Linked DNA regions of Homo sapiens: all the other regions are linked to region 2. Evidence: chromatin contacts called from ENCODE Hi-C data. All regions are on one chromosome and are shown on one strand. The core of a region is the stretch at or near the end of the contact, and the rest is flanking DNA. Distances in the headings are between cores, read along the strand shown. Region 1 overlaps ATXN1 (ataxin 1). Region 2 holds the start of GMPR (guanosine monophosphate reductase). Region 3 overlaps ATXN1 (ataxin 1).

What was found. Hi-C counts contacts between places; a loop is a spot of excess contacts on that map. Pooled maps may share reads with other maps.
Region 1: a loop to region 2 is called in a map with no recorded cell type, with 6 times the contacts of the local background. The contact joins the enhancer-like site here to the promoter of GMPR in region 2. A Hi-C loop is called at or near these places in 7 of 37 single-sample maps with no recorded cell type and 4 of 50 pooled maps.
Region 3: a pooled map shows a loop between it and region 2 (4-fold over the local background). The contact joins the enhancer-like site here to the promoter of GMPR in region 2. A Hi-C loop is called at or near these places in 8 of 37 single-sample maps with no recorded cell type and 5 of 50 pooled maps.

What each region holds. Positions count from the first base shown.
Region 1 is chr6:16,590,435-16,593,728 of GRCh38, forward strand. All of the region lies in intron 3 of ATXN1 (ataxin 1), which reads right to left. Among named protein-coding and RNA genes, the nearest start is that of ATXN1-AS1, 170 kb to the right of the region's middle. Within about 2 kb of position 1,562, at least 4 of the 41 ENCODE cell types and tissues checked have a DNase peak (open chromatin) inside an H3K27ac peak, as active enhancers do.
Region 2 is chr6:16,237,011-16,239,990 of GRCh38, forward strand. It overlaps GMPR (guanosine monophosphate reductase), which reads left to right and starts at 1,577. Exons shown (of 9, transcript NM_006877.4): 1 at 1,577-1,770. The coding sequence starts at 1,684. RefSeq lists silencers at 1,360-1,459, 1,580-1,679.
Region 3 is chr6:16,510,365-16,513,534 of GRCh38, forward strand. All of the region lies in intron 5 of ATXN1 (ataxin 1), which reads right to left. Among named protein-coding and RNA genes, the nearest start is that of ATXN1-AS1, 250 kb to the right of the region's middle. Within about 2 kb of position 1,732, at least 7 of the 41 ENCODE cell types and tissues checked have a DNase peak (open chromatin) inside an H3K27ac peak, as active enhancers do.

The DNA of each region.
Region 1 (3,294 bases), core at 312-2,811, 350 kb after region 2:
TTGCTTTTCTCTTGCATATTGGCCAAATTTAAATAATGCATATTAGAGTTTTATATATTAAGTCCTACTGAAATATAAAGTACTATCATTATTGCATTTTGAGATTTCTATTCTCAATTCACATTTATCACTGATAAAAGATAAAACCCCAAAGCAAATCATTTTTCTGATTGAGGCTTTTCCTCAGAGATACTAGAGTTGTAGGGGAAGTATAAAAATACTAAATTCATAACATTCTTTTTTTTTTTTCTTTGAGACAAGTTCTCACTCTGTTTCCCAGGTTGGAGTGCAGTGGTGTGATGACAGCTCACTTCAGCCTCAACCTCTCGGGCTCAGGTGGTCCTCTCACCTCAGCCTCCTGGGTAGCTGGGACTACAGGCACACGCCACCATGCCTGGCTAATTTTTTAATTTTTTTTTTTTTTTGAAACATAGTTTCACTCCTGTTGCCCAGGCTGGAGTGCAATGGCGCAATCTCCACTCACCATAACCTCCGCCTTCCAGGTTCAAGCAATTATCCTGCCTCAGCCTCCTGAGTAGCTGGGATTACAGGCATGCACCACCACGTCCAGCTAATTTTGTATTTTTAGTAGAGATGGGGTTTCTCCATGTTGGCCAGGATGGTCTCGACCAGCATGTGGTCTCCCAAAGTGCTGTGATTACAGGCGTGAGCCACTGCGCCCAACTATTTTTTTAATTTTTTAGTAGAGACAGGGTCTTGCTATGTCGCCCAGGCTGGACTCAAACTACTGGTCTCCAGCAATCTTCCCACCTAGGCCTCCCAAAGAACTGGGACTACAGGTGTGAGCCACAGTGCCCAGCTGTAACCTATTCATTTACCATGAGACTATTAAACTCCTTTTAAATTGAATTATAATTCTATTCCATGGCCACAGCTATTGACCAGTTTACCCTAAGTATATGGTTCTTTGCAACATAATTAAAATGAGAAGGTAGAATAGACAAAACCAAAAAAGTCTTAATTTGATCATTTTTATTTAAATTTACTATTAATTTCATTACCATGATGCTTATGTTTGCGTCATAACATCTGATGGAATCTTAGTAATATAAGGCAAAATTCTTTGTTCATTATGCTGGTCCTTCAATCAGGGATGTCCTCATTCATTCAAGCATTGCTCTTCCTTTAAGATTCAGCTCGATGTCACTTCCTTTGTGACATGCTCCCATACATATTGTATTTTCCCTGCCGTGTAATGATCTGTCTCCCTTTCTAGACTATGAGCTCCTTAGGGGCCCCAGCGAGGTCTCTGTATTTTTCATAACAAACTGCACAATTCTTTGCACAGAATATACTCTCAGTAAACACTGGTTTGATGTGTGGGTGAATACACACACTTTGATACTCTTATGACTATGGTGAAAAGGCCACTAATTGTGATTTCAACTTAAAGGTTAAAGCCAAAAAAAATCCATTTTTTAGTGAAATGAAACTCTTAGCGTTTTCACTTCCAGATGCATCAGCATTACATAAAAGATGTTGAAACTATTTTAAAAAATAGTCATGCTGCGCATTTTCCTGTCTGAGAATTAGACTGAAAATACCAAATTCCCCAGGGGCCCCTGGGTGTTCTAAAGACAAATGTTCAGTTAGCTATTGATTCCATGCACTCATTTAATGGAAATCCGGAGTAAGACTCAACCTCCCCACCACCAGCCTGTCACTCATTATTCTGCTCAGCTGTTTCAGAATAAGCGACGACTCCCGGGAGAGCTCTGCCCCCCTCCCAGTACTGGCCAGCACTTCAGTGATGATGAATCCGAGCAGCAGAGAATTTCAGTACTCAAAGCAGCAGAACATCAGTCCCAACTTACATTTTCCACTTCCATTGTCATTCTTATTCCTATATGGGCTTATTTCTCACATATCCACCTTTGATTTTTCAAGATCGAACCTTTGAAAAGGTGAGGGCCTGGCTGCCTAACATATTACATCATCACGCATATGCCGGACTCCTGCCTCACTCAGAAGACCACGTGTTGCTCAGAAAAGAAAGGTGGGCACCAAAAGAACAGGTTTCTCATAATATCCTACCCAGGCCCACAGTTAGACGTATTAGTCACTGTTGGGACAATGAATATGGGTTTTCCAAGAGGTGATCAAGCCTTTACTTGATGGATTTTCTTTTCTCCACGCCCCAAGATTTTCTAGGCTTTTGGTAGGAAGCACTATACAGAAAGCACCCACGTCTCCTAGCTGATTCTGTGTCTGGAGTTGGTTCCTTCTGGTGGGTTCGTGGTCTCGCTGACTTCAAGAATGGAGCCGCTAACCTTTGCGGTGACTGTTACAGCTCTTAAAGATGGCACAGACCCAAAAGACTGAACAGCAGCAAGATTTATCATAAAGAGTGAAAGAACAAAGCTTCCACAGCTGGAAAAGAATCTGAGCAGGTTGCACTGGTGGCTGGTGCGGGTGGGGGTGGGGGGTTGGGGGGGGCAGCTTTTATTCCATTATTTTTCCCGTCCATGTCCTGTTTCTGTCCTATCAGAACGCCCTTTTCTCAATCCTCCCCATGATTGGTTACTTTTAGAACCCTGCTGATTGGTCCATTTTACAAAGTACTGATTGGTGCATTTTACAAATCTCTTGCTAGCTACAGAGCACTGACTGGTGCATTTTTACAGAGCACTGATTGGTGCATTTTACAAACCTCTTGCTAGCTACAGAGCACTGACTGCTGCATTTTATAATACCCTTGGAAGACAGAAAAGTTCTCCAAGTCCCCACTCGACCCAGGAAGTCCAGCTGGCTTCACCTCTCAATTCCACTCAGTAGTTACTGTCAGCCTCCCCCTAAAACCTCCACCACTCAAGGAGCGACACTGTCAGAAGCAGACCTTCTAATTACTCCTGTGTGATCTCAAGCCCCCTCCCTGGGGACTATGGAAAGAGAATGTTAGGAAATAGAGATGGAAAAAACAAGCCATAATTCTGACATGCTATCACTTTAAAAATATTTCTATCATGCAATGTTTGTAACCCACAAAAGAATGCACTAACATGTACGTAACCTGTGAAGCATAAGAATAAAATGAACAGGCATACACCGACCACCCTATTTGAGAACTAGACATTTAGGGGTATTTTGATCCATCTACCTATTTGCTATTTCCCTAAGCCATCCTCCTGCCTTCTCTCCAGGGGTAACCACTATCTTAAATTTTCTATCTATCACTCTCTAAAATACATAGTTTAATTGTGCTTGATTTTAAACTTTATAATACTATCATACTGTATATAGTCTTTTGTGACTAGTTTTTTTCACACAATATTG
Region 2 (2,980 bases), core at 327-2,826:
CTTGCCTTTGTGCAGTTAGCATTCTAGTTTGAAAATACAAACACAATGCACATAATGTAACATGTGACTACAAATCTGTAACTACCATGCATTGAGCAACTACTATGGGACAGACATTGTGCTTACATAAACACACACACTTTAATTCTCACAAAAACCAGGGAGGAGATAGGGTTAACCCCCCCTCCTGCCCCCACCCCTTTTATGAGAAAACTGAGACTTAGAGAAATTGACTCCCCTAAGGTCACCTAGCTAGACAGTGGTGGAACCAGGTTTCAAACTCAGGCAGAGATGTTCCAGGACAAAAGCAGCTTCAGTGAATAGTTGTAGCAAGTTTTAAGGACTGAGAAATTTATATTGAATTTTTCTGCGGCCTTAGGCAAGTTATTTCATTTATAGAAGCCTCGTTTTTCCTTATCTGTGAAATGGCTCTTTCTTCATTGGGTTGTTCTGAGAGTGAATGAGATGATGCATGAAGCCCGGCAGCACATTTCAAATGTATAATAAAAGGTCGGTAAGGTCAATAAGTGAATCAATGAACTCACATCACTGGTAACCCCTCGAACTCACATCACTGGTAACCCTCAGAGGGGACTCAGGCTCCTCAAATCTCAGGATCTGCGTCGACTACAGACCTCACTGTTTTTCTTAAACAAAAATCCTGAAATCCAGGCTGGGCGCAGTGGCTCACGCCAGTAGTCCCAACACTGGGAAGCTGAGGCGGGAGGATTGCTTGAACCCAGTAGTTCAAGACCAGCCTGGGCAACACAGTGAGACCTTGTCTCTTAACAACAAGTCCAAAGGGAATCATGGCCTCCACAATCCCAGTACAGCTAAACAGTTAACTGCCCACGTTCTTTTCCTTAATTCTATACAACCTCCCTGGGGTTTCTGGTTCTTTGGCAAGTGAGAGACGTGCTCCTCAACACTGGGTGAGCACACCGGGCTTGAATTTTAAAAAAGGAGAATCCGCCGGGCACGGTGGCTCACGCCTGTAATCCCAGCACTTTGGGAGGCCGAGGCAGGCGGATCACTTGAGGTCAGGGGCTCGAGACCAGCTTGGGCAATATGGTGAAACCCCGCCTCTAGGAAATAATTTTTAAAATAAGCTGGGTGTGGCGGCGTGCGCCTGTACTCGAGGAGGCTGAGGCATGAGAATCGTTTGAGCCCAGGAAGTCGAGGCTGCGATGAGCGGCGATAGCGCCACTCACTCCAGCCTGAGCGACAGTGAGACTGTCTCAAAAAAAAAAAAAAAAAAGTAAAAGCTCTCAGGGAGCGACTTTTCCCTTGGATAAGGCAGCCACACGCTAAGTCCCCTCTCCATCGGGGACCCTGGGGACAAACAGAACGGTGCGCATTTCCCTCCCCCGTCCCCATTCGGTCACTGCCACGGGCTGTACACCTGAGGGGGAAGGACGGGGGCGGCGGCGCGAGGAGGAAGGGCTTCGCCGCCAATCTGTCCCTAACCAGTCTGCCTCTCAACCCCTGCCTGAGGCGGAGGCGGTGCCCGGGGCGGGCCAAGCGTGACCGCGGGTCGGCGGGGCGTGTTTAAGACCGCGGCGTGCGCACCCGGCCCACGCCAGCTCCCGGCCGCGGCACAGCAGCCCCGGCGCTCCCCGCGCCGCCCCGCGCAGGCGCCCCCGCCCCGCCGTCGCCGCCGCCGCAGCCAGGAGCCGCTGCACCATGCCCCGCATAGATGCGGACCTCAAGCTCGACTTCAAGGATGTCCTGCTCCGACCTAAGCGGAGCAGCCTCAAGAGCCGAGCCGAGGTGGGGGACGTTCGGAAGTCGCAGTGGGGTGGGATTTTTTTTTCCGGGTGGCGCGGGGCAAGTGGGTGGAAGGGGGTGGCACCGGGTTACCCTGCCTGCTTTGGTGTTTGAGACTGGGGCGCTGCGCCCCCGTTCCCGCGCCCCAGCACCTGCCAGGACGTGAGGTGTCTTTAAGGGCGGTGATACGGGGGCCCATGAAATTCTCTACACGTCGGTCCCGTTGGGTGGCCTAGGGGAAGTTCACAGTGAAACTCGACCACAGATGAGCGAGATCCAGTGGCCAGTTGGTTTAGAAGGAATAGGGGTACGAGGGCGCTTATAGCAAGAAAAGGAAACTGGAGCTAGGGGAGAGAGGACGAGAAAAACAACTGCAGATCCCGGTGATTTTTGGCTGCGTCTCCTAGTGCTGATAATTGCTGCTGCTTTCGCTTCGGGTCCAGCGGTGGAACTTCGTGAACGCGTCTGAAAAACCAGAACCCAGGGCACAAGTTCAGGGTTTCCTTTCTGAGTTTGGCGGCCTTGCTGGCAGTGGGGCTTGGGGACTCAGCGGTACTGGACAGCCCGCGGTCCCAGCCTAGCCCTGGAGAAGAGTTTCGAAAGCTTTGGGGTGAGAGAGGTGGGGGCGAATTGGAAGCCTCGGGCATTTCCCTGGTTCTGCCTGGATGTCCTCAAATCCTAAGGAACAGGTGGAGACCGGACTGGAAATAGCCTGAGGCTGGGGGAAGGGAGGCCAGTCCCTGAAGGATAAACTAGTTGCCTGAAAGGCAGAGTGCCCCGGGGTGGTGTGCGCTGGTGACTGGCTTTGCTGAGAGCTGGAGAGGAAGGTGAGGAAACCGGACACGGTTGAAGGCTGGGGCTGAAGGAGTAAACACGAGGAGGCTGGGCCAACCTGCACAGCTCCGTCCACTCAGCTCCACAAACAAGACCATAAATAAATCCCCTCAGCAAAGAAGTCCGCTGCCCACTCCGGTGCCAGGCCTAACTGCAGTGCCTGGGGCTGCCAGCCGAGGGCTTGCTTGGATTGGGGAAGCCTCCGCGTTAGCCAATGACTAAACCAAGTGGCCTTCTGTAAGCAGCAGCATTGGCTGGTTTGGAGCCCGGCAGGACTGGAGGACGTAGGGGAGGAATGATTAAAACTTATCGCCCCAGATTGGGTGACCCTGTGCCTGTCCCTCATGACCTTTCAGGTGCTAAAGAGGGGGCCTCTCTT
Region 3 (3,170 bases), core at 482-2,981, 270 kb after region 2:
CTGACTAGGAAAACAAAGTAGGAGAAACCAAACATAACTTACATAACTCATTCAAAGATCATTGTGAGTGACTAATGCTTTACCTATATAAAACTAGGGCCAGGCACAGTGGCTTATACCTAGCACTGTGGGAGGCAGAGGTGGGAGAATCACTTGAGTCCAGGAGTTCAAGACCAACCAGAGGAGCACAGTGAAACCCCATCTCTACCAAAAATACAAAAATTAGCTGGGCATGGTGGCACACACCTGTAGTCCCAAGCTACTTGGGAGGCTAAGGTGGGAGGACTGCTTGAACCCCAGGAGGTTGAGGCTGCAATGAGCTGTGAGTGCACCACTGCACTCCAGCCTGGGTGACAGAGTGAGGCCCTGTCTCATAAATAAATAAATAAATAGAAATAAAAATACAGTAAAGGTATACAGAAAGCAGAAGGTTAATTTTACCAACCTTCTGAGGGAGGAAGACAAATGTCACCTTGGCCAACCAAATAGATCTGGGAAGATTTTGTCTTTTTATAAAGCTTGTCTATTTAAGGGTGGGAAGTCAGCAGAAAAACTGCTTGCCAATAGTACACTTCTCCCACTTTAATGAAATCGGTTGGCTGTGAAAATATGTGCATCAAAGTTTTAAAGAGTTTTCTGTCACATCCAGTAGACTTATAATACAGATTGCTACAGATGGAAGATTTATCCTCACTTGATGTAGCAACAGCACTACGTTCTTTGAACTGTAACAAAGCTTTTGATTTTTTTTTTCCCACGTGGTAGATGAATCTTAGTAAGAAAATACAGACTTGATATGACACATACTCAACTACTGTAAAGTGGGTGCTTAATTTAGTTAGGGAGAGGAAGGGGTGGAAGCTGGGGAAAGTCCTGCTTAGAGGGCACCTCACTAGCCACTAGAGGGCATTAACATGTGAATAAAATCATCCTGATTTCCAGGATTCAAACAGCAGACACCATGCATGGGAATTAATGGGGCTCTGCTTCACTCTTCCTTTCCCTTTATAAATGTCCAGAGAGCTAACAACTGCAAAGATGTGGAAGTATATCTAAACTCTTTTTATGTTTTAACACAATAGACATTTAAGGGAATAAACTTGAGCCATGCTAGCTCCAGGACTAGGATTGACATATGTTTCCTTCAGGGTGCCCGATTTCCATTCTTCAGAAGTCCACAACCTTCTGAATAACAGAGGTCTTTTCTCCCTCAGAATCAACCTAGCAACAAGTCCGAAACCTCCAAAAACTTCTCATACCTGTAATCCTAGCACTTTGGGAAGCCAAAGTGAGAGGATTGCTTGAGCCCAGGAATTCAAGACCAGCCATGTCTCCAAAACTTCCAAAAACTTCTCCAGCCTGCTTGCTAAAAATTCAAGTTGATAGTCCACCCATTGCAAAAGGATATTTCCTTCAGGAAGCAGGAGGAAGATAAGCGAGGCTGGGGAAGACTGAAGACAACAGTCCTCAGTTCTGAGGAGAATGAGCGGGAAGTGATTGATGGTCAGTCCCAGGCCACCGCCCTGCCTTAGTGGGTGTCTTTGCCACGAGGTGGCCTTCCAGGTAGCTTGGCTTCCTTCTGCACCTAAGCTTATAATGGCAAGACTAACCTTGCCTCTCCAGCCCCCATCTTTCTCCTCAAACGGTCCCTCTAATCTTTGTACATACTCATGGGTTCAATTACCAGGCAGGATGCCCTGAGGCAGCCAGGTGTTAGTTGGCAACAGAACACACAAAGGCCTCCCCGCCTCCATTCAGCGTCAGGGTGATAAAGATATCATTACCCTCAAAGCCAGCTCCTCAGAAGTTCTGCCACCACGGCAGATATGAAAGGCTTTACCACATAGTTTTCATACACAGTTCTTCTTCCTCAGAAAGCACCATTTGTTTGAGTATCCGTAAATAACTCCTACAGAAGACACAATTTGCTCTAATGTTTTGGAGCTATGGAATTTATTATGATCACAGAACCAGGAAATAGCTGAATGTGAAAACAGGAACATCTCAAATCACCCCTCAGCTCTAAGAAGAGTAACGCATTTCAAATTAAAAGCAAAGTCATTGCTGTGTTTACTGTTCTCTCTCAATGAGGGGCCTGCACTCCCAGGACAGTGTCAGCATACTTAGCTTTTCAAATACTAAATAAAAACAACAGCATCTCCAAGTTCTAAGCATTTATAAAAGGTATTCTCTTTTAAAGATAAAGACAAGTTTAGAAGGCAGGCCCCTTTTTTTGTCGCAATCGGTTAAAAAGTGAAGAGAAATAGAATGGGCTGAACAAAATATATAGCAGGCTCTGTGGTCTGCTTTTTCTAAAAGTTCTGCCCACAGATTTTCAGACACCAACAGCAACAAACAGTCATTCCCTCCCTCCTGCAAGTGAGGGTGACAGCCAATGCCAGGAGCTACAGCAACAGAAGAATGTACTTTAAAAGAGAGACAGGAGAATGGCTTAGACCCTCTACCTGCCATCACCATCACCTCCTAACCAGAAATGACAACAAGCAGCACTTTCTAGGAATTTGTTAGTGGCTGTGATCATGTGTCCTTCTTGCACTCACGTTTCTCTTTTGACCAAATATTATTTAGTAAGATGTGGTTGAGTGGCCCCTGGGAATCACCATTGAAACAGAAGGCTTTCTAAGTAAAATATCTGTTCAGTATCTGTTCTTGCAGTGCAAAGCACATTTCAAAAGTTCAGCCAACGGCTAGGAAAATGTTTGGGGCACGCAGAATCCCTTCTACGCCAACAGAACTAATCTCATGTATGCATTTTTCAGCTCCTGAGTTGAGAAGACATATTAAAAACCCAGCAACATGTTTATCTTCATTAAACAGCAAATGTCCTTTCAAACAATATACAACAGGGCAGAGATCACTGTTTGTGCTAATGGAAAGTGATCAAAAGCCCCAAGATTCTTTGGTTAGCTGACTCTGAAGCCTGCTCGTGCTTGAGTTTCTACACAAAGTACATCAAAAGAATATAGATATCACTGGAGATTCTAAATGTTTAAAGTCTCTAGGACTAGCAAGAAAATATGCTTGAAACTATAGGAAATGGGGAACAGAACATTACTGTTGACTTCCACCTTTTCCCTGTAACACAATACATTACAATCTATAAATAGCTTAGGCTGTCTGTTTAAATATGCACCTCCCCCGGAAAAGAT